Linked DNA regions of Mus musculus: region 2 is linked to region 1. Evidence: chromatin loops called from intact Hi-C (ENCODE). Cell type or tissue: heart. All regions are shown on one strand. Links, peaks and the distances in the headings refer to the core of each region. The heading gives the core; the rest is flanking DNA. Region 1 has its middle 12 kb from the start of Heatr1. Region 2 overlaps Actn2 (actinin alpha 2).

Evidence for each region. Peaks named below come from ENCODE experiments on the same cell type or tissue, not always from the same donor. Only the 100,000 strongest peaks of a DNase experiment are listed, where the experiment ranks them.
Region 2: a loop joins it to region 1, with 3 times the contacts of the local background. A loop is called at or near these places in 3 of 42 quality-filtered maps.

The regions. Positions count from the first base shown.
Region 1 is chr13:12,375,003-12,390,926 of GRCm38, forward strand. It overlaps the pseudogene Gm5445. Among named protein-coding and RNA genes, the nearest start is that of Heatr1, 12 kb to the right of the region's middle. In heart, for the core only: no CTCF peak of the experiment used is centred there; no DNase peak of the experiment used is centred there; H3K27ac peaks cover 1,878 bases.
Region 2 is chr13:12,270,970-12,278,969 of GRCm38, forward strand. Actn2 (actinin alpha 2) reads right to left here. Exons shown (of 21, transcript NM_033268.4): 15 at 7,825-8,000; 16 at 6,430-6,564; 17 at 5,394-5,573; 18 at 4,109-4,255; 19 at 1,730-1,795. Among named protein-coding and RNA genes, the nearest start is that of Mtr, 17 kb to the left of the region's middle. In heart, for the core only: a CTCF peak has its summit at 2,176; a DNase peak (open chromatin) is centred at 3,982; H3K27ac peaks cover 2,070 bases.

The DNA.
Region 1 (15,924 bases), core at 3,454-11,453:
CATTTATGAAATGGAGGCTCATTGGAGGAAATGGGTTACTTTAGGGTAGTCCTTGAGAATTATTTTGGCTCAGCCTCACTTCCTGTCCACTTTCTACTTCCTGCTCTGGCAAGATGTGAAGAGGTAAAGAGTGCTAGATGAGTGCTCCTGCCACTGTGGAGCCACCTGTCACCCTGCTTTCCCCTACGTGATAGACTGTATCCCCTCAGATGTAAGCCAGAAGGAGCCCAAACCTTTCCTCCCTTAAGTTGATTCTTGTCAGGTACTGATCACAGTAGCACGGCAGTTCTTTCTTTAGCACATCTCTCTCCTTTATCGTATCATGGGCAGTAACAATGTGGCAACCCGTACTTTCCACATTGTGCTGGAAATCTCCTTGCAAAGTTCACCAGTATATCAGGCACCAGTCTGATACAGTACAGGACTTAGGGCCGCCAGCCAACACTTGCTGCACTTCTTCCAGCTTCGAATGTTCAGTTCTTCTTCACTGTTCTGCCCTCTCACCCCAACCTCTCCTCCTCCCTGACTCACAGCCATTGCACATGTGCTGAATTTTCCTTAGCAGCTGCTCACTGGAAGCTGCTCATTTTGATGGCAGTTAACTATGGAAGCTGTCTTACCTTTCTGTTGCTTAGATAAAGCACCCTGGCAAAAGGCATCTTAAGGGAGACTGGGTTTGTTTTAGCCGACACTTTCAAGGTCCAGTTCATCACAGCAAGGCAGGAGCTTGAAGCAGCTGGTCGTGTTATGTCCACAGTCAGAAGAGTGAGCAGAGAATGCATGCCATGGCTTAGCTTCTTCTCTCCATTTGTATGATCCAGGTTCCCAGCCAGGGAATGATGCCACCCAAAGTGGGCAGCTTCTTTCACCTCAGTGGAACACAATCAAGACAGTACCCCACAAGCACAGCCAGGGGCCCATCTTCCAGGTGATTCTGTCAAGCTGACAACATTAACCACCCAACATAACATGACAAACCAACTCCAAACCTAACACAGCAACTGCTTATTATTTCTTATGCTCCTGTGAGTTGCCCATAAATATGAAACATAATAATTTTTCTTGTCTTGGCATGCTTCTTTCCCCATCCTCTCCTCTGTCCTGATACCTTTGCTGAGTCTCTGTCCTAAACTTGGAGCATCGTAAGTCCAGGAATCAGAAACATACTTGAGCTCCTCTTAATGTGTCTTCAGCTTTACCTTTGACTCCTGTTCTGTGTTTATGGGTTTCCATATTGTTCATGGGACCAACACTTCTGTTGAAGTGACTATTGCCATAGCTAATGCTTGGTAAACTCATTCTCCATATCAGACAAATCTTGGGAGCTCGATATTATTTCTATTTTGCAACCAAGGTAGCTGAGATCCAAGCTGTGCTGTTGAGGGACAGGGATAGAGCAGTAGATGGTAGACGCAGCTCTACGACCGAGCTGGTTGTCTTGCTAACGCCATTTGCTCCGTTCTCCCGTGTGGTGTCATTTTCCCTGGGCTATGGTACTTCGGAACTCTTGTGGGTCACTTTTGCCTGAAGCTACTTTTCATTCCTGCATCTTCTTCCTGGCATCTGAGTCTTGCTATTTACAATGCACTGCTTAAGGATGGCTCTGTTTTCTTTCTCTTTAAATAAAAAAATAGTATTCTATTAGTATATACCTTGTGTATAGAAGAGTAGAATGCATAGCTTGAAGATATTTTTCACAAAATGAGAACACTTTATCATCCAAATCTAGAGATAAGCTATCAGATGAGCCCAGAAACCCCTCGCCCTGCCCAGTATCTTCTTACCCCTTTTGCACAGGTTAGTTCCCCTAAGAGGCACTAATCCCAGCAACCTTTGACCACATGATATGTGTAGAATCACAGCATGCTCATTCTTCTGTCTCTGGCACCTGTTGCTCACCAGGATGCTCATGAAGGTCTTTTTATAGTGCAGAGCAAGACTTGGTTCATGGCTGAGCAGGATTCCAATGAGTGGCACTCCCAGCACATGTGTCCATCCATCTGCTGGACATCTGGCTTGGCTCTGGGTTAAGATGTTACAAACGATGCTCTTGTGGGTCTTCTTGGGCATTTCTGTTTGAACAGTGCACCTGAGAGTTTAAATAATTGTAAAATAATTTAATGGTGTATCTGTCCTAATAGAATATTGTACCAGCAGTATATTAGGTGGGTTTTTTGTTTGTTTTTGCTTTTTTGTTTTGGTTGGTTGATTTGGTTTGGTTTTTTTTTTTTTTTTCTGTTGAACAGGGCCTCACTATGTACAGTCCTGGCTGGTCTGGAACTTTATATGTAGAGCAGGTTGGCCTCAAACTCACAAAGATCTACTGCCTCTGTCTCTAGAGTGCTGAGATGAAAGATGTGAGCCACTATGCCTAGCTCCTAATCATGATTGTCTGTCTGTCTGTCTCTTCCTCTCTCCTGTCCTCTCTTTCTCTCTGCCCCTACTGGGGATGAAACTAAAGATCTCATGCATGCTAGATGAGCACTGAGGTCCACCCTCAGACCCTGACAGTCTCTCTTGTATCAGCCTTGCTGGTACTGTGTGGCGAAACCTCACAATGGCTTTGATTGATAGGCTACCCCTAATGTGGATAACATCACTGTTGTTGCTTTAATGACAGTTCAGGTTTGTGCTCATTTTTCTTCTGGTGTAGAAATGAGCGTGTTTGATTAGGTCTTGGGAAATGCATGTATGCAGAACTGAGCTCAAAATGGACTATAGAAGGATTTCTGGTGGTTTGTTAAAAGCCAACATTCCCCAGGAACTTTTTTCTAACTGACAAAAGGAATCACTTTCCTCGCCTCTGGCAGAAGAAATATATGGCTCTCCAATGACATATAACTGTGGTGCCTATCAGCACATCGAAGTCCATTCTAGCCTCCAGGCTCCTGTAGTCCCTATTCACCAGCCCCACCACTTCTTTCCTATACTCCCAGGCCTGCTCTAGCTCACAGACTTCCCTCCCCACAGCTACTCACCCACTTTGTACCTCATATCTTTCCATGCCCCACTTTCCTAGCCCTAGCCATGTCCAGTCTGGTTTTTTATTTTCTCTGCTCTGGACTCTTCCAGAAACCTCTGGATGCTGTCTCTCTCTTACTCACAATAAAACCTTCCACCCTGCCGCCGCAGCCATCTTCCAGTAACTTGCCAAAATGACGAACACAAAGAGAAAGAGGAGAGGCACCTGGTACATGTTCTCTAGGCCTTTTAGGAAACATGGCATTGTTCCTTTGGCCACATACGTGCGAATCTACAAGAAGGGTGATATTGTAGACATCAAGGGAGCGGGCACTGTTCAAAAAGGAATGCCCCATAAGTGCTACCACGGCAAAACCGGAAGAGTCTACAATGTCACCCAGCATGCCGTGGGCATCATTGTTAACAAGCAGGTTAAGGGCAAAATTCTGGCCAAGAGGATCAACGTATGGATTGAGCATATCAAGCACTCAAAGAGCAGAGACAGCTTCCTGAAGCAGGTGAAGGAGAAGGACCAGAAGAAAAAGGAAGCCAAAGAGAAGGGCACCTGGGTGCAGCTGAAGCACCAGCCTGTGCCACCCAGAGAAGCACACTTTGTGAGGACTAACGGAAAAGAGCCTGAGCTGTTGGAGCCCATTCCATACGAATTCATGGCCTAATGTACACAAAGAAATAAAATACCAGCACCAGGACAAAAAAAAAAAAAAAAAAAAAAAAAACCTTCCACCCTAATAACAGAGTAGCCATTTTGTAGTTTCTTTACTACACCCCCTTGCATATAGACACATATACATACATACATACATACATACATACACATGCATATATTGCATACACATACTGCCATGGTTTGAATATGCTTGGCCTAAGGAGTGGCACTATTTGGAGGTGTGGCCTTGTTGGAGTAGATGTGTCACTGTTGGCATGGGCTTTAAGACTTTCATCCTAGCTGCCTGGAAGTCAGTCTTCCATTAACAGCCCTCAGATGAAGATGTAGAACTCTCAGCTCTGCCTGCCTTGATGCTGACATGTTCTTGCCTTGATGATAATGGACTGAACCTCTGAACCTGTAAGCCAGCCCAATTAAATGTTGTCCTTCTAAGAGTTGCCTTGGTCATGGTGTCTGTTCTCAGCAGTAAAACTGTAACACATATAAATATATGTAGTTTTGGAACAACTTTTAAAATATTCTCATTATGAGTTATTTATCACATATATAAACTTTATATATAACAATTTTCCATATCCTCTAGCTCATCCTCATATATTTTTGTTCTGTTTGTTTTTGGTTTTTGTTAGGGTTCCGTGTATCCCAAGCTGGCCTTAAACTCACTATGTAGCTAAAGATGTTCTTGAACTTTGGATCCTCCTGTCTTTAACTCCCAAGTGTTGGATTTTAGGTGTGCATTTAACATGCCTGTTAAATGCAGGGATGGGGACTGTATTCTGAGTCTCATACATGCTAGGCAAGCACTCTACCAACTGAGCTACATACTTAGCATCCTCTCTTTATGTCTCTTTTTGGTGTTTTTGACAAGCTTATCTTCTAATTATCGTCACTCTTAGATAGTGAGTGCTTGATGTCTACTTCCTCACAGAGTTACATCATTTCCTCTGGGCCCTCTATAACCCTCTCTGATGTCCCTGTCTTCAGTACAACATATCCTCAGATGCACTGAATGCCCTTGGCATTCAAAGGACCTGTTCCTGTCCTTCCAGGCCTAGCCTTTCTCATGGGGCAGATCTGGTTTCAGGTTCTGGCACCTTGCAGTCTTCTCAGGCTTTTCTGAAGTTTCCCCTTTGTACCCAGCAGTGCTCTGAAAGTAACTTAAGGAGGTCCAATCAATTGACTTCTAAATGAACTTGTGGAATCTTTGACTGTGCATTGGATCCCCCCTGTTTTTCTAGCTCCTTCTGTCTTACTCTCCTAGCATCAAGAACTTGCTGCTTGTTGCTAAAAGGGCTGAAGCATTAATACAGAATTGTGAGTCATCTCTGTAATTTAGTGCCATCTTGTCAATCTGGGAAGAGTATCGAGGGATTGTACTATGGAAAAATAAAATGCTTTTGTCAACTTGATATGAAATCCAAAGAATAATTATTGACTACCTGATATATATCAGTACATGTTCCAGAAACTGCAGAAGTGACACAGAAAAAGGCAGACATTGATCTCTGCATGCATAGAGCTTATATTTTGTATTGAGGGACAGATGGTAAACAAGTCTGGTAGTACATTTAGTGTGCTGAGTGACATGTGCTAAAGGGGAAAAAGATGTTTTAGTTAGGGTTTTCTTTTCTGCTGTGAACAGACACCATGACCAAGGCAACTCTTATAAGGACAGTATTTAATTAGGGCTGGCTTACAGGTTCTGAGGTTCAGTCCATTATCATCAAGGCAGGAACATGTCAGCATCCAGGCAGGCATAGTGCAGGAGGAGCTGAGAGTTCTACATCTTCCTCTGAAGGCTGCTAGCAAAATACTGATTTCCAGGCAGCTAGGATGAGGGTCTTAAAGTCCACACCCACAGTAGCAAACCTACTCCAACAGGGTCACACCTTCTCATAGTACCGCTCCCTGGGCTGAGCATATACAAACCATTACAGAAGGAATGCTATGATAGTGCTGATGGCTTTTAGTTTTTTCTGAAATCTTTAGGCCAGGGTTCACTAAAAATGGCTGGTCATACAGACCTGTTTGATGTTCCATTATCTCTGACCAAGGAACTCACTTTATAGCTGAAGAAGTACAGCAGAAACCATAGAGAACTATGTTTGCTGGCTAGAGGCATACTCAGCTAACTTTCTTTTTTTGTGTGAGTTCCTGTCCTGACTTCCTTTGGTCATGAACAGCAATGTGGAAGTGTAAGCTGAATAAACCCTTTCCTACCCAACTTGCTTCTTGGTTCTGATGTTTTGTACAGGAATAGAAACCCTGACTAAGACAGTGACTAAAAGGTAAACCTACTTTTTGGTGGCAGTGGTGGTATATGCCTTTAATCCCAGAACTTGGATGGTTGAGGCAGTGGGATCATGATTTTAAGGCCAGCCTAGGATGCATAAAAAGACAGCCTTACAAAACAACAACAAGAAGTAAATTCATCATTAAGCTAAACAAAGAAGCAAAAGACAGTATGCTGGCAGCTGAAAGAAAATCACAGCCATGGGATGTGGTCACATTACTATGCTAAGAGAATGACTTACCAAGCAGGAGCTCTGAGACACGGGGTCCATAGACAAAAGAAGATTTAAGGAAAGGGGACAGAGTATGGGAAGAGTTAAATTAAAAATAAACAAATACCCAGGTCTGTACTTGTTGGAGTGCCAGTACTTGGGAGGTAGAGCAAGGAGAGTCCGGAGTTCAAAACCAGCCTCACTTAGCTGCACAGTGAGTTTGAGACCAGCCTGGGCAAATGAAGCTCTTTTATCACCCCCTCCCCCCTTGCCCACCATCAACACCCCAAGAGATAGAGATAGAGAGAGAGAGAGAGAGAGAGAGAGAATTATCCCCATCCCTTCTTTTCTGCTTACTATGGAGCAACACAAACCTAAGTATCACACTGAAGAGGTATGTTGCAAAATCCATCACTTGCCAAAGACTTGGTTATAAATGTTAGTAAGTGCTCCTAGGAAGCCATCTCTTCTGGCTAAGGTTTGGATGTGTAGGCCCATTCTAATGCTGATCAAACTTCTGATTAGCCTTAAAGGGAGAGAAAAGATTATGACATCATTATGGGAAGTCTGCCAGGAGAAGATGGTTTTGATTGATGGGCCCTGCTGGCATTGTCTCTGAGCTTTCAGTTGGATTTACAGGTCTGTTGATTCCCTCCATGAAGCCAGCCCTCTCCTATAAGTACAGGCACCAGAGAGCGACAACCTCAATAGCTCTCAGAGGGTTCTTATTTCCCAGTAGTTTTTGTTTCACATTCCCTTTTCTGGTATCTTTTTAGAGTTTTAGAAATCTTTACATAAAATCTTTAGATTTTTCTTCTAAAAAGTGATTTGTCAGCAGGGCAGTAATGGCACATGCCTCTAATCCCAGCACTTGGGAGGCAGAGGCAAAGGGATCTCTGAATGTGAGGCCAGCCTGATCTACAGAGTGAGTTCCAGGAGAACCAGGGCTAGACAGAGAAACACCATCTTGAAAATCAAAAACAAACAAACATGGCTGGAGAGATGGCTCAGTGGTTAAGAGCACTGACTGCTCTTTCTGGAGGTCCTGAGTTCAAATCCCAGCAACCACATGGTGGCTCCCAACCACCCATAATGAGATCTGATGCCCTCTTCTGATGTGTCTGAAGACAGCTACAGTGTACTTACATATGATAAATAAATAAATCTTTGGGCCAGAGTGAGTGGGGCGGGAGCAGGCAGGGCCAGAGAGTGAAGAAAAAGTGTCTGAACACAGCTACAGTGTACTTACATATAATAAAATAAATAAATCTATCTTTTAAACAAACAAAAAATAAGAAAAATTAATTTATTTATTTACTTTCTTACCTTTTAAAACAGAATCTCACTATGTAGCTTTAGCTGGCCTTGAATTCACAGAGATTTGAAGTGGAAATTTCTGGTTTCTTTGGAGACTCAGTTGTGTCATGTAATGTTTTTCTGGAAACTGTCTTATGAGAGGGTTTTTTGCTGAAGCAGACACGTGGGAGAATGTTTTACTGAGAACAGAAATGTGGTGTTTTCCTGGAAGCTGCCTGAAAAAAGGGTGTGTGCTCTTTTGCTAGGGAAGATGCTTGAGAGAACACATGATGTTTGGAAAGGGTGTAAATATAACCCAACAGACAGTGGCTGATACAGTGTGGCCTTGCCATACTTTGGTCTTCGCTGACGATGCTGTGGCATTGGTTCACCTTGCCTTCTTCAATGATCATTGTTTTGTCGTGACTGTGTAGAGAGAAACACCACCAAAGAGCTTCTGGTGGTGCTCCGGCAGCTTCTTGCCACTTTCTTGGACTCGGGGGGATTGGAAGAGCCTTTCGATTTCTTCTAGATTGAACAGCTATTGCCTGCAAGTGGATCAAGTTCACTGTGTGAACTGCTGCTATCCTGACAATGAAGACTGGAATAGCCTCAATGAACTATTTCTAAACAGGTCCACATCCTCCTCTGCCCTGTTTACCTTTCCTGTCCACTACCTCTGGTGGGTGGTGGGCTAGAAGGTAGGCTAAATCATTAAAGGGTTAAAGAACCCTTATTAAGTAGCTTTTGAAAAATAAAAGCCTACAGAGAGCTATAGAGACCTACTTGTCCCTGCTTCATCTGTGCTAGGATTAAAGCCATGCACCACCTTACCCAAATGAAGTGGCAATTTACAAAAATAAAAGTCCTTTCAGGGCTGGAGAGGTAGCTCAGAAGTTAAGAGCATGTATTGCTCTTGAAGAAGATCTGGGTTAGTTCCCAGCATCAACTGGAACAGCTTGCAGTTGCTTGCAACTCCAGCTCCCTGAGACAGGCTGGATGTGGGATCTGATGTCTCGAACCTTGGACACTAATACTCACATGCACACAGTGCACAGTCTTACCTCATGCACACACATAATTAAAAATAATATATGCTGGAGAGATGGTTCAGCAGGTAAGAACACTGATTGCTCTTCCAGAGGACCCCGGTTCAATTCCCAGCACCCACGTGGTGGCTTACTCTATAACTCCAAACCAGGGAATCTAATGACCTCCTCTGGCCTCTGAAGCCACCAGGTACCTCACATGATATGCACACAGGCTAAACACCCATGCACACAAAATAAATAACAAAACAAGCTTAACAATTTTGCCTGTACAATACTGTTTTTTTTTCTTTTTTCAGGAAGCTTCTCTGAGATACTGAATGTAAGATTTCCCAATGTTTAACATGTGCACACACATGTATGCATGCATGCATGCATGCACACAAGCACACCTAAACCCATAGCTTTGCACATGTTAGGCAAGCACTCTGTTACTGTGGTGTTTCCCATCCTGTCTTTAGCAGGATGCCATCCGCTCCCTGGCTCCTTATCCGTAGAAAACTGACCCCCAGCACTAAGAGCCTTCTTCAAAGGATGCAACTGTTCTCCTCAGAAAGACATGCCATTCACATATCGTGAGAAGAAAAATGCTCTATTGAAGTGCTGGTATGTTGTCTCTAGTAAGTTTCTTACATGTAGTTGTTTAAGGGGAAAAACTTAACAGTGCATATTAAGCTTTAAAATCTTAGAGGTTGATTTACAACAGAAAATGACACAATATACAAAAAGTTATTGATATGCTTGGATAACTTAGAAAAATACCTAAAGGCGTGGTGGCACACGCCTTTAATCCCAGCACTCCGGAGGCAGAGGCAGGCAGAATTCTGAGTTCGAGGCCAGCCTGGTCTACAAAGTGAGTTCCAGGACAGCCAGGGCTACACAGAGAAACCCTGTCTCAAAAAAAAAAAAAAAAAAGGAAGAAAAATACCTTTAATTGCTTTTGTTTAAAGTTATCAAACTACAGTTTTTGAAACACACACACACATGGTATGGTGGTACATACCATTAATCTCAGCACTTGGGGAAGCAGAGGCTGGTGGTTCTCTGTGAGTTCAAGGCCAGCCTTGCCTACATAGTGAGTTCTAGAACAGTCAGGGCTACATAGTAAAGCTTTGCCCCCATCCAAAAAAAGAAAAGAAATATGTATTTCTATTACCTATATTTATACTTAACAATATATAACTGTAGGTTTTTATTTTATGTGTATGAGCATTTTGTCTTTGTGGTGCGTGTGTGTGTGTGTGTGTGTGTGTGTGTGTGTGTGTGTGTGTACCACTTGTATGCCGGGAGCCTACAAAGGCCATAAGATCCCCTGTGTTGGATTCCCCTGGAACTAGAGTTACAGAAGGTTGTGAGCTGCTATGTGGCTTCTGGGAAACAAACCCAGATTCTGTGAAAAAGTAGCTAGTGCTCTTAACCACTGAGCCCTCTCTTCAACCCCTATAATTAAAAAAGAAAAAAAAGTCTGCCATCCCACACAATAGGATGATAATGGTCTGTTCCTGGCTCTGGAATGTCAGCTTGTTAAAGACTTCCAGAAATAGAATGAGTGCATTAACTGGAATGCACATATATCAAGTTCCAGACACATGTTTCCAAATTGTTTCCTAAAGGGTGGTAATGCCTAAAACATTATTGATATTGTCTTAAAATGTCTTTGTCAGGAACAAGGAATATTACTTTCAGTAATATTATTAAATAGTAAATAATAAATATCACTTATATACTTTATTTCTTTAACATTTTCTTTTTTCTTTTTCTGCTTTTTTGAGACAGGGTTTCTCTGTGTAGCCCTGGCTGTCTTGGAATTCACTCAGAATCCAGGTTGGCCTGGAATTCACAGAGATCTGTCCGCCTTTGCTTCCCTAGTACTGGGATTAAGGGTGTGTACCACCACTGTCAAGCTACTTAAACACTTTCTAGTTTAGTATGCACATGATATGTACAAAGATGCATATCTTTCACACCTGTTATGTGTGTTTGTGTGTATTCGAGAGTGTATGTGTGTGTGTATGAGTGTGAGTATATTGTGTGTATGTATGTGTGAGTGTATATGTGTGTGTATGTGACTGTGTATATGTGAGTTTGTATATATGTGTGTATGTGTGTGTATGAGTGTGTGTGAGTGTATGTGTGCATGTATGTGTGAGTGTATATGTGTGTATGTGTGTGTGAGTATATGTGTGTTTGTGTGAGTGTATATGTATGTGTGTATATGTGTGTATGTATTGTGTATGTGCGAGTGTATATGCATGTGTGTATTTGTGTGTTTGTGTGTGAGTGTGTATGTATGTGTGAGTGTATATGTTTGTGTGTATATGTGTGAGTGTGTGTGTGTGTGTGTAGGCCAGAGAGGAGATCCAGTGTCCTGCTATGTCATTCTGCCTTATTCCCTTGAGACAGGGTCTCTCACTGAATCTGGAGCTAGGCTGGCAGCCAGCAAGCCCCAGTGATTCTCCTGTCTACACTGACTCTGTCCTGGGTTACAGGCTTGAAAGACCATACACAGCTTTTTTTTTTTTTCCACATGGGTCCTGGGAATTTAGACTCAAGTCCTCTTATATACACAGTAAGCATTTTTTACCTACCAAACCATCTCCTCAGACCTGTACTCAACTTTTAAAGATATGCAATACAGATAAAATAAACCATTTATTATCTGTAGATTCTAGTCCTAAAATCTATGTCAGTTTTCAATATCGGAAGTGGCAAATATTCAACAAAATAAGCGTAGCATGAGGCAGAGAGAAGAGAAGAGACTTGGGCTACCCATACCGCTAATTTAATGAGTTTATAAGCAGATCACTGAATGCTTCTCAACAGCTGAGAACCACTAAACATTTTTTAAATCCTGTATCTCTCTAAATGGCATTTGAACATTGTTTTAGAAAATTTTTACAACATGTTCAGGGTTAATGAATCAGTATTTAGGCAACAGTATATACATTTCTAATTCTATGTTCCACATGGAAGACCAGGGAGAGGTACTTTAGTGTCACCTGCTGGTCTTCAGAAGTATAACAGGTGCTTCTTGTCAATTGTGTATTTCCAAATCCTTTTCTTGAAAAACAAACAACAAACTCAAAACTTAAAATATTTATTTTAAAAGTAAAATATTATGTGGGTGTGTTGAAAATGCCTTTAATCCCAGAACTCTAGAAATTGGGGCAGGAAGATCAAAAACTCAAGGCCAGCCTGGGCTACATAAGACAGGGGGGGTTGTTTTGTTAAATATTCCTAAAGTTGAGAAAGGATTTGTTTTGGCTTTTCCATTCAATTCTTTTTATTGATGTTCAGAAATTCACACAGCAACAAGCGATCAGAGCTATTAAAATGATATCCCTGGGCTTCATTGCTAAGATCTTGTTTAAACCACTGCTTCTAAGACCATGATATTTTGTTGATATATGAACCACTGTATTTTTTTTCCCCCGTTTTCAAGCACTTTTCAAAGTGCTTTCGAGTATGTGGCCAGATGTAGACGTTGCATTTTGAGTTTATTTTGCTGATGACATCCGTACCTCCTTTCCCCCGTCTGTCCTCCCCTCCCCTCCCTCATTCTTCTCTTTCCCCCCTCCCCTCCCCTCTTCCATCTCTTTTCCTTCCCTCACCCCTTCCCTTCCTTCATGTTCCCTCCTCTCCTTTCCCTTCCATTTCTCTCCCTTTCATTTCTTTTTAACAACAGTCTCGATGGGCAGTGGTGGCCTTCAATCCCAGCACTCTGGAGGGGAGGTAGAGACAGGCAGATCTCTGTGACAACCAAGGTTATATAGAGAAACCCTGTCTTGCTAATAAATCCAGTCTCGTGCACCCCAGGACGGCTTTGAACATTCTGTGTAGATGATGAAGTTCTTGAATTCCTGACCCCCTGCCTCCACCTTCAAGATGCTGGGATTACTGGCAAGTGTCACTGTGTCCAGCTAATCCCATTTCTTTTTTCAACAAAAGATAAACTTGGGTGGGTAATCAAGTGTCGGAGGCCAAGCCTGACAGCCTTCCTTCTGTGTCCTTGGCACTTGCAAACACTGTCGAGAGAGTGTTCACACATCCACACCCACACATACACCCATACAGACATACAGACATACACCCACCCACCCCCAGACACACACATATAATTTCCCCCTACAAACATATACTCACTCACACACACACACACACACACACACACACACACACACACACACACACACTCACAAACATACACACATATACATACATACATGCTGGGTGGTGGTGGCACACGCCTTTAATCCCAGCACTTGGGAGGCAGAGGCAGGTGGACTTCTGAGCTCGAGGCCAGCCTGGTATACAGAGTGAGTTCCAGGACATCCAGGAATACATAGAGAAACCCTATCTTGAAAACAAAAAACAAAACAAAACAAAGCAAAGCAAAACAAAACAAAAAAGCAATAATAAATCAAACCAAAAAAATCAACATACATACACACACATACACACAGATGAACACACATGCAGTCACACACATATACATAAATAAAAGTTTAAAAATAACTGGGTATGTGTTTCAGGGTTTTGGAAACAGCTCTTCTCCTGTGTCCTCACAATTAGAAGACAGGCTAGATGTTCCTAGGGTAGTGCTTTTCCAGTCATGGCGTCAGGCTTCAGGGAGGCCCTTAATAAGAAGCTCTTAGTGAGAAGAAAGGACTGGGGGACTAGTCACCCTTCCTTTCATAACAGATTCAGGCATAGTCAGAATTATTTAATTAAATAAATTATTAATAATTAAATATTTTTTAAATTATTAAAAAGTCCCAAACATCCAGTTTCCAATTTCCTTATGTATTTTCAGCTTATGGTTATGAATGTACTCAGACATTAGTGTAAAATTCTCAACAACAGAATATGGCAGTTAAAAAATATTTAGCCATATTAAATAATTCATATGTCTCAATATTAAATAACAAAACTAATTTATCATTGCGATATATTTCCTAAGAGAATATTTATCAAGGACTAAAACTTCATGTTTACTTAAATAATTTTATGAAAAATTTGTCACCATAATCGGTATTTGACTTCTTTTGTTGTTCTCCGCAGTGAACACCTCATGTAGACATAGGTTACTGTCTGCAGAGATACATGAAAGGTGGTTTTTATTCTGTACTGTTTGCTTTAACCAGGGTAAGCTAACGATGAGAGACTATGTTAATCCAAAGGAGAGAAATGCAGGACCTTTGCCAAGAGAGCCTTTAAAAGAGCAGCTGTGTTTCCCACATTTCCAGTCGGAGACAAGTACAGAAAGTCTGATGCTATTGCAATGGTGAGCCCCATCTCTGGAGAGAAATGGATGGCAGAGCCTCCATCCTCACCTGTGTGGTCCACAGTGTATATCATTTGCCACAGTGACATTGAAGCAGGTTTGGTGGTGGTTACCTGGTACTCCTGGGGCTAGGCCGTGTTGACGTCATCACAGTGACTGCAGAGAAATAACTTGTAGGGGTGCTAAAATTCTGTTAGGACTGGGGACATAGTCACACCTGCATGTCCATTTGCTAAGGTCACCAAATGGTTTCACTGAAATGGGTGCATGTATTGTTTCTAAATTATGCCTCAACTAGGTCCCTTTTAAAAACGTTTACTGTTTATATGTGTGTCACAGGACAACTTGTGAGAGTACGTTCTTTCCCTCTATGCTGTGGGTCCCAGGATCTGACTCAAGTCGTCAGGCTTGGTGGTGAGTGCTTTTACCTCCCCAGGCAATGTTCTGGCCCAGGTTTGGTTTAAAAGAAAAATATTGATTCCCAGGGTACTATTCAGACCTTCTACAACCTTCCTTCCTTACCCATCCCTTTGTCTGACCCAAGACTCCCTGGAAACCCACTGGCCAGGCCAGGGATCAGGTAGGCAAACTAGATACATGAACATATCAAAAAGACCATCCACCATGATCGTATAGGCTTCACACCAATAATGCAAGAATGGTTCAACATACATAAATCCATAGATGCAATCCACCATATAAACAAACTGAAAGACAAAAAAAACACATGATCATCTCATTATGTGCAGAAAAGGCCTTTGACAAAAATTTAACACCTCTTCATGATAAAAGTACTGGAGAGAGTAGGTATACAAGAAACATCCCTCAACATAATAAAGGCAGTTAACAGCAAGCTCACAGTCAATATCATCTTAAGTGGAAACTTAAAACAAATCCACTAAAATCAGGAACAAGATAACATGTGAAGTCTTAGCTAGAGCAATAAGACAAAGGAGATACAAATAGGAAGGAAAAACATCAAGTATCATTATTGGATGAAAATATAAGTTGCATATATAAGTGATCCTAAAAATTCTATGAAGAAACTCTTAAAGCTGATAAACTTTCAGTAGTAGCAGGATACATTCTTTTTTTTTGTTGGTTTGTTTTTTGTTTTTTGTTTTTTGTTTTTTGTTTTTTGAGACAGGGTTTCTCTGTATAGCCCCAGCTGTCCTGGAACTCATTTTGTAGACCAGGCTAGCCTTGAACTCAGAAATCCGCCTGCCTCTGCCTCCTGAGTGCTGGGATTAAAGGCGTGTGCCACCACCGCCCGGCGATACATTCATTTTTAATACACAAAGATAGCATTCCTATAGACAAATGAACTGAGAAAGAAATCAGAGAAACACCCTTCACAATAGCCACAAATAACAAACTACCTTGGTGTAACTCTATCCAAGCAAGTGAAAGACCTGTATGACAAGGATTCCAAGTCCCCAAAGAAAAAAATTGACGAAGATCTCAGAAGATGGAAAGATCTCCCTTGCTCATGGATTGGTAGGATTGACATAGTGAAAATGGCTGTCCTATCAAAAGCAATCTACAGATTCAACGCAATCTCCATCAAAATTCCAACACAATTCTTCACTGAACTTGAAAGGGGGAATTTTCAGCTTTATGTGGAAACACACTCACACACACACACACACACACACACACACACACGATAGTTAAAACACCCATGAATAAGAAAAGAACGGCTGGAGGTCTTCCTATCCCTAACCTCGATTGTACTATAGAACTGTAGTAATAAAAACAGCATAGCATTGGCCCCAAAATGAACACGTTGATCAATGGAATCGAATTGAAGACCCAGACATAAATTCACACTCCGTGCATACCTGATTTTTGTTAAAGAAGCCAGAAATACACACTGGGGGGGGGGGAAGACAACATCTTCAACAAATGGTGCTTGTCAAAATGGATGGCTGTAAATAGATTCATACTTACCACCCTACACAAAACTCAACTCTAAGTGAATCAAAGACCTCAACATAAGGCCAGATACACCAAATCTGGGAGGAGAGAAGAAGGTGGGGAATAGTCTTGAACCCATGGTACAGGGATTCTGAACAGAGCACTGAAAGCAGCACAGGCACTAAGAAAAACAAGGAGACCACATGAAACCGAAATGCTTCTGTA
Region 2 (8,000 bases), core at 1-8,000, 110 kb before region 1:
GTTTGACGTCGTCATGGATCCTCCATGCTGTTCTCTTCACTCTCTGCAAAGGCGTCCTCACGTGGGTGACTCAGGTCCATTTCCGGCAGTTTTAAATGTGGTTGCAGCATCGAGCCAGAGGCCCCTGCCCATCAGAAGTGTGTCCCTTGTGTACCCCATGTTGCCAGTCCTAATTACATAATTAGGAGGAGTAACTCAGCCAAAGTTGGAAAGTGGAATTGCTATGTAAGATGGTGCTCATTATTCAGTTTATTACCAGAGGAATCAACGCAGTTGTATTTTAAATGCTCAATAAAGACTGGGAGTACGCCGGGCGTGGTGGCACACGCCTTTAATCCCAGCACTCGGGAGGCAGAGGCAGGCGGATTTCTGAGTTCGAGGCCAGCCTGGTCTACAGAGTGAGTTCCAGGACAGCCAGGGCTACACAGAGAAACCCTGTCTCGGAAAACCAAAAAAAAAAAAAAAAAAAAAAAAAAAAAAAAAAGACTGGGAGTACAGCTCAGTATTAAAGCAATTGACTAGTACATCCCCAGTACTGAAAAACAAACAAACAAACAAAAAAAGCTTTAAGAAAAAAAAAGCCCAGTGCTTTATATATAAGCAAGGTGCAAACCTGTAGTTCTAGTATTTAGGAAGTTGAACAGACAGGATGGCACGTTTGAGGCTAGCCTGGAGTACACAGTGAGTTCCCAGCTGGGCCACTCAAGATACCCTGAGTGTTGGGACTACAGGAATATGTCACCTGCTATTCTGGCTTGTTCTATGAATTTATATATTTGATTTATTCTTACACTGCTAGGACTCTAAGCCTCAGGTTAGAGGCAGAGGCAGGAGGATCTCAGTAAGTTCAAGGCCACCCTGGGCTATCTAACAAGATAGTTTCGAAAATAGATAAATATGTAATCATCAAAGGGTAATGCAGTACATTTCTATAATCTGTCCTCCCTCCCTCCCTCCCTTACCCTCCCTCCCCTCCTTCCCTTCCCCCTCCCCTCCTCTCCCTTCCCTCCCTTCCCCCTCCCCTCCTTCCCTTCCCCCTCTCCTCCTTCCCCTCCCTCCCCCCTCCCTCTCCTCTCCCTGTTCTCCCTTCCCCCTCCCCTCCCTTCCCTTCCCCCTCCCTCCCTTTCCTCCCCCCCTCTCCCTCCCTCTCCTCTCTTCCCCTCCCTCCTCCTCCCTCACCTCCCCCCTCCCTCCCTCCCCCTTCCCCCCTCCCCAATCCCTCTCTCCTTCCCTCTTGATTGTATTTTTGAAACAGAGACTTCCCAATATAGCTCTGGCTGTCCTGGAACTCATAAAGATCTGCCTGTCTTTGCCTCCCAAGAGGTGAGATTAAAATCTTGCACTATCATCCCCAGCCATTAAAATCTCTCTTCTATCCTTTAAAATAACAAGGGAAAACACACTTTAAAACGCAGGCAACTAGATGTCATTGACGTGAACATTTTAAGTTGTTTCACTGAAATACGTGAGCTATGTCAATGCAGCTTCTAAAAACCACCAGGAGATCCCATGTCCTTAATGTTTTCACCATAAGGAAACCTTACCAGGTACTGAATAAAATACATTTTTAACCCTGTAGCATTATTTTTATATAGTAATAAGCAGATTTTCAAAAAGCATTGCCCTGTGATAGGAAAATGAACCAATTAGGAAAGTGTCACATCTAGATTCCCCACACTCGAGGCTTGGTATGGTACCAGACCTTTGCAGAAGTTCGGCTGTGTCTTACCAAGTCATAGCCCATGGAAATGAGGCAGGCTCTGAAATCCTCATGATCCATCAGGCCGTTCTTCCTCTGTGCAAACGCAAAGAACAGAGAGAAGGCAGTTAGGGACCAGATGAACAGCTCTGCCTGACCCAGTGCCCAGTAAGCAAGGTGGTAGAGAAAGAGTGACCAGCTAAGATTAGAGGTCACCTCTGACTTACAGAAGGACAAAGCCACAGTACAAGGATATTATAAAATAATCCCTTTAACAGAGAAGAGGTGACTGGGCTGTCACTCAGTGGGAGAGCATTGCCTAACACACACGAGGTCCTAGGCTTGATCCTCATCACTGCAAAATAAAATAAAAGGAAGGAAAGGAAAAGGAGGCAGGTGTAATAAAGACTAATACTGAAAAGAGAACCCACACTAAAGGCAGCAAAGGGAGCCAGTGAGGAGCTCACTACTGCCACCTATTGATAACAGCACATATTGCAAGCATTTCTAGAGCTGAATGGAGAAACTCATGGCTCAACCAGTCTGGGAAACTACTGCCCAGATGAAGCGCTGGGAATGGAACCCAGGGCCAGATGTAATGGCTTCATCTGTATGACAAGCTCTCCAGAGTGTTCTCAGCTCTGTAAAAGCAGGGTATCCGATGCAAAAATCTGGTTGGGATGAAAAGGGTTCCTATGTACATGTCTCAGAGTTGTAAGAGAGACAGCTAACATTTAAACACCAATAGGTCTTTACTGACAATTCAGTTGATTTTGTTCACTCAGGAAATGACCTGTTTAGAAAGCCAATGGTAGAAGTTCTGTCTTCTGTGAATGGAACCTGAGTGTTGGCTCTCAGGCCTGAGGGCCTGGCCCTCGCCATGTCAGCCACTCTGCAGCCCTGCATCCTGCCTTTTGGCTCCCCTGTGCACTCCCCTGGTCCCCTGCTCTGGCTCTTGCACCTGCTTTGGAGCAGTAGCCCTGTAGGTCTCCTCTCTTCCTCTCAGATGGCCGCTCGCTGGAGAAGATCACTATGTGCAGACTGCCTGGTTTCACTAAGCGGGCCTCCCACTGCCCAGGCAGGAGGGCCAGCTTTCCTGCAATGGTGATGGCGATGGCGCACGAGCACTCCTCCTCTCTTGCCCTTGGAGGCTGGAATAACCTTGCCGCTCATCAGTCTCCCTCCCACGAAGCCCTCAGTCTCACCACTCCTGTCCCTGAACCCAGTTCCTTCCAGACCCCTTCCTTCCTTTCTCCAGCAGCCACATCTGGCTTCTGCCCCCACCCTCATCTTAGTGAGCTTCTCAGAAACACAGCTCTGGCCATACCTGTGCTCTGTGATAGTCAACGGCCCAGAGGTCCATGGAGGGATCTCTCCATCCACGCCCTCCATGACCCTGCCATCCTATCTGCGTTGTCTCTTTTTCTTTTCTTAAGACAGGGTTTTTCACTATGCACCTTCCTGCCTGAACTTGCTATGTAGACCAGGCTGGCCTCAAACCCACAGAGCTCTTCCTGTTTCTGCTCCCTGCATGCACACCCAGCCCCGTCTTGCTGTACAGTGAGAACATGGGAGTAATCTAAATATCTGATCTCACCACAACAGACCCCAGGAGAACTTTGTTTCCAGTGCTTAATGTAAATAAACCTTCTCTACATTTAAGAATGTTTCAGGTTTACTTATTTACTTAATGTTTATGTTTGTACGCCTGGGTGAACATGTGTGTACCAGGTGTATGCACGGGGCGGTGAAGGTCAGAAGCCTGAGTTACAGGGATTGTGAGCCTCTGACTGGGTGTCAGGAGCTGAACCCACGTCCTCTGCAAGAACAGCCAGCCCTCTTCACCACCAAGCAGGTGCTTTCACTAAAGACAGCCAAGCTGTTGCTATTAACTAGAGTCCTAGTTAAAGGATCTACAAGGAACAAAGCAAGTTACATTGTTTCTGTTCCTTTGTTTCTTTTTGCAGATTTTTGTCTTCTCCCGACCCCCTTGCTAAGGCCCTAACCCAGGGCCTTGTGTTTTGATAGGCATGCACTCTACCACTGAGCTAAATCCCCAACTCCAGGAAACAAAGCAAAAGCCTTGATGTAAGGTCACTTGACGGTGACATGGTGACATGACCAGTGCTTGTTTGATCGCTAGTTCCCTTGGGATCATTCAACCAGTTTCCTTGTGAACTTTGTGGAGCAGGGAGACCTAAAGTGAGCAGCTGGGCATGACGCCAAGCACCTGCCACCATCCCATCGCTTGGAAGTGGGGGCAGAGGGACAGGAGCTCAAGGTCACCCTCAGTTACTGAAAGACCTCAAAGCCAGCCTGGTACACATGTGACTTAAAGCACTCTGAGCAACAGTACGCATGCTTTTCCAGATATAACTGCCTTTCACGCAACTAGAGAGAGAGCAGTACCCTGTCAAAGTGGTTGAAGGAGGCTCTGAACTCATTCATCTGCTCCTGGGTGATGCCCTTGGCATCTCTTGTCAGGATCTGGGTCTCCACCTCATTGATGGTTCTGGCGATAGTTGTCAGCAGCAACTCCCATCCGACACGGATATGCTACCAAGGAGAAGAACCAGCCGTCAACTAGGTCAAGGAGGTTTTAGTGCATCATGAGCAGGAAATACGCAGGGCTTGGTATAGGTTTGCTACGCTCATTCTATTTGTCAGCAGCAGCAGCAGCAGCAGCAGCAGCAGCATCAGTGCGGGGAGTCCCTGTGCAGCGATCACAGGGAAATTTTGGAGTCTCTCTTTGACACAGGTTCCTAGAACTCAACTCAGATTGTCAGACCTCACAGCAAGTGCCTCTGCCTGCTGAGCCGTCTCAACAGCTTGACTCTCTTGGACTTAAAAATGTTTTTTCACTGTTTCAACTTTTGCAAGATTCTGTAGTGTGGGAAATATTAAGGAATGAGACCAGAATTCTACAAATGACAATCTACAAAGTGGCACTTCGCATAATTCGTATTTCTTATTTATGTTACATATACTTGGAACTAGGGGTTAAACCTAGGGCCTTGCACATGCTAGACCAAAAAAAAAAAAAAAAAAAAACAAACACTATACCTAAACTACATTTCTGGCCCATACTTTGTAGATTAAATATTCAATGTGTGGTCTATTTGTGACTAAAGACATCTTCACACTTACCAAATAGCTGGATGGACACTGGGCTATACCCAAAGTCTCCCAGGGAGATCAGACTGAAGGAGACTGGTGGAAATAGGGACAGTCTTGACTCTTTGGACTAATTTTTAAAATCACTAATAAGGAACGGGCATCATGATATGTGTCTGTGATCATAGTAACCAAGAAATGGATGCAGGAGGATCAGGCCATTCATAGTTACATGGTCAGATCCACGAGAGTCTGGGGTGCATGAGACCATCCACAGTCACAACAACAACAACAACAACCCTAGCCAAAGAGCAACAGGAAGAAATAAGGACAATTTAAGTTCCTCTCCAAAGAAGTGTAATGACTTCGCCATGACAATAAGGATAACTTTGACAATGAACTATTGTTTAGTGCTTGTAACAGTTCATTGTGCTCTTCCACACACAGTAAATAGACTTAACTGTCCCCTGCATTCACACCTACAGAATTCACTGGAAACGGAGAGGGGAATGTGCGTAAGGAAACAAGCAGAGGAGGTGTCGAGGTGAGTCAAGCCTGCCCGTGTGCCCGCCCTCCATACCTCCATGGTGTAGTTCGTGTGCTTGTTGTCGAAGACCAGGGCCTCCTGGATGAGCTGGTGGTCGCCCTCCAGCTTGTCGATGTTGTTCTTGTAGTTGATGATGTTGTGTTCGTACTGCTTCAGCTGGTTCATCTGGTCCTCCAGGGCCCCGGTGATCTGGATGGAGCTCCGAGCGATCTCCTGTATGTGGCGGGCAAGCAGGGCATGAGGTGGTACTGAGCGAGTGAGGCAGTCCCCCAGACAGGCAGCTGAGAGGCACTTAGCAGACAGCGGGATGGAGGTGGGGACTCGGGGGTGGTGGTGGTGGGGTACCCGTGAGCACAGAGACAGACAGCGTGGGCCTCTGGCTCCTGGGCCAATGGCCACCCTACATCAGGGAACCCAAGGCACTAGATGTCTCAGACAAATTAGTGACAAGACCACAGGGCGATATTAGGCTAAGTTCATGTCTGTCTAGAGAATGGAAGGGGGAAAAAACCATGATCCAAAGCAGGAGTAAGGAAGGAGTCCTGCTGACCTTCTCGAGGGGAAGAGACGTGTTCTGAGGAAGGCTAGGCCTGCTCTGTGCTGTGGGCACCAGGACTGGCAGGCATAGGCAGAGCTGCCAGAGAGGCACCAGACCACAGGGGAGAATTTCTTATCACTTTAGGTGTTTCTACCTCTAAGATAAAGTTCATATTTGATCCCAAAGTAGAGACAGAAAATGTCTCTTGGCTGTTGTTGAAAGCGATTAAAAAAGCCAGATCCTCAGAGCCATTCCAATGCCATGTTTCTTGAATGTTTTAGAAACACAAAGTACGTGTGACGCTTCACCTGCCCTCCCTCATTAGGGATGGATGGCTTAAAATCCAGGTCCTGATGAGACTACACCTGAGAAAGAGCTCTGTCATTGACAAGGGTGGACAGCAGAAATGTGCCTCTGAGCCCTGTACGGACAGCCACAGACAATGGAGTGAGGGGTGCAGACAGAATCAAGGCCGGGGTGTGCCGTTCTGAAGCTCAGTAGGACTCCAGATTCCAGTAGTGTGCTACCAACCTCCATCTTGTTCTGGATCCAGGGCCCAATGGCATTGGCCTGAGCAGCAAACTGGCGCCGCAGACGCTCATTAGCATGTTGGCGAGCCAGCTCCTCCTGCAGGGACTGATCCCGGACCGGCACCAGCTGCTTCACCTGTCACAGCCCAAGGAGAACAGGATGAGAGGCCATCTCTGGTCTCATAGGAGGGACCATGGGATGAGCTCCCTATCAGATGGTAGGCCACTGGGGTTTGGAGAGGGAGGAAGAGGTAAGTGGGAAAGACAAGAATAGAGGCTTGGGGAAAAGAGGGTAAAGAAAGTCCTGCTCAAGGCACTAGTTCTGACTGTTACCTTATAACACCAAGGGACTGCTGAAAGCACAGCTCAGTCAAGGAATTTAAGATTCTATCCAAGGGCCATTCCTCCATGAGGAGTTCTGTCCTGCAGCACCAAGCCCACAGGGGCTGGGACCACAGCGCACAATCACCAGCTTGAATGTGGGAAAGACTGGCATCTCTATTTTCACCCTCCCTGATCGAAAGTTAGCATTTCCTTCATCTATGGATGTGGGCATCAGGATCCAGTAGAACCCATGGCTGCCACACAGCCACCAGGCATTCACATGCCAGTTGAGCCCCTGCAACTATCTCAAGATCATCACACAGGCTCAGGGTACTTCAAGGTCATGGGGTTGCCATTAGATCTACTCTTAAATGTGTTTGTTCAAAGAGAGATGGGGCACACACTTTACCATATCCTGTCTTTAGTTTTTTAGTTGGTAGTGGAGTTAAGCCTAGGGCCTACGTCTAAGCCTATCTCAATCCTCTTTTTCACTCTATAATGTGAGTCAAGGCCTGGGTTAGCCTTAAACTGTTATCCAGGGTGCCCTTCAAATTTTGGTCTCCTGCCTCCCAAACAGGACTATAAGCCTGTACTACCAGGCCTGGCTTTTTAAAGTTTAGTTTGTTTTTACTCTCATATTCTCTCTCTCTCTCTCTCTCTCTCTCTCTCTCTCTCTCTCTCTCTCTCTGTGTGTGTGTGTGTGTGTGTGTGTGTGTGTGTGTGTGTGTGTGTGCACACCGAAGCTAGAGCATTAAGGTTTTTTTTTTCTCTCTCTCCCTCTAAATAGGTTCTGGGGATTAGATTTAGGTCCCCAGACTTGCACAGCACGGGCCTTCACGTTTCCCTGACAGTATTAATATCATAAACAATATTTACTTTGCCAAAATTTATAATATTTTCTTTAAGGGAAATCACTTCTATTGTTTTTCCTCAGGGATCACAGGAGTTGCATTCAACACATCTATAAAACCTGGGAGGAAGGGAAGTCTGAGGGTGATGCTGGATTAGGTCATCCTCCATCCCACATAACCCTTCCCTCCCCCGCCCCCACCCTAGCCTGCCGGCGGCCCACCTTGTCCCACTTGTTGCGCAGCTCATCCATGGTGACAGTGCTGTAGGGGTTGCTGGAGCTGATCCGGATGCTGTAGCTCTGGATCACCTTCTCCACCTCGTTCTGGATGGCCAGGATGGACTGCCGCTCCCCGTCGGCCTCGGGCAGTGTGGCCTTGAACTGCTCATGTGCAGTGA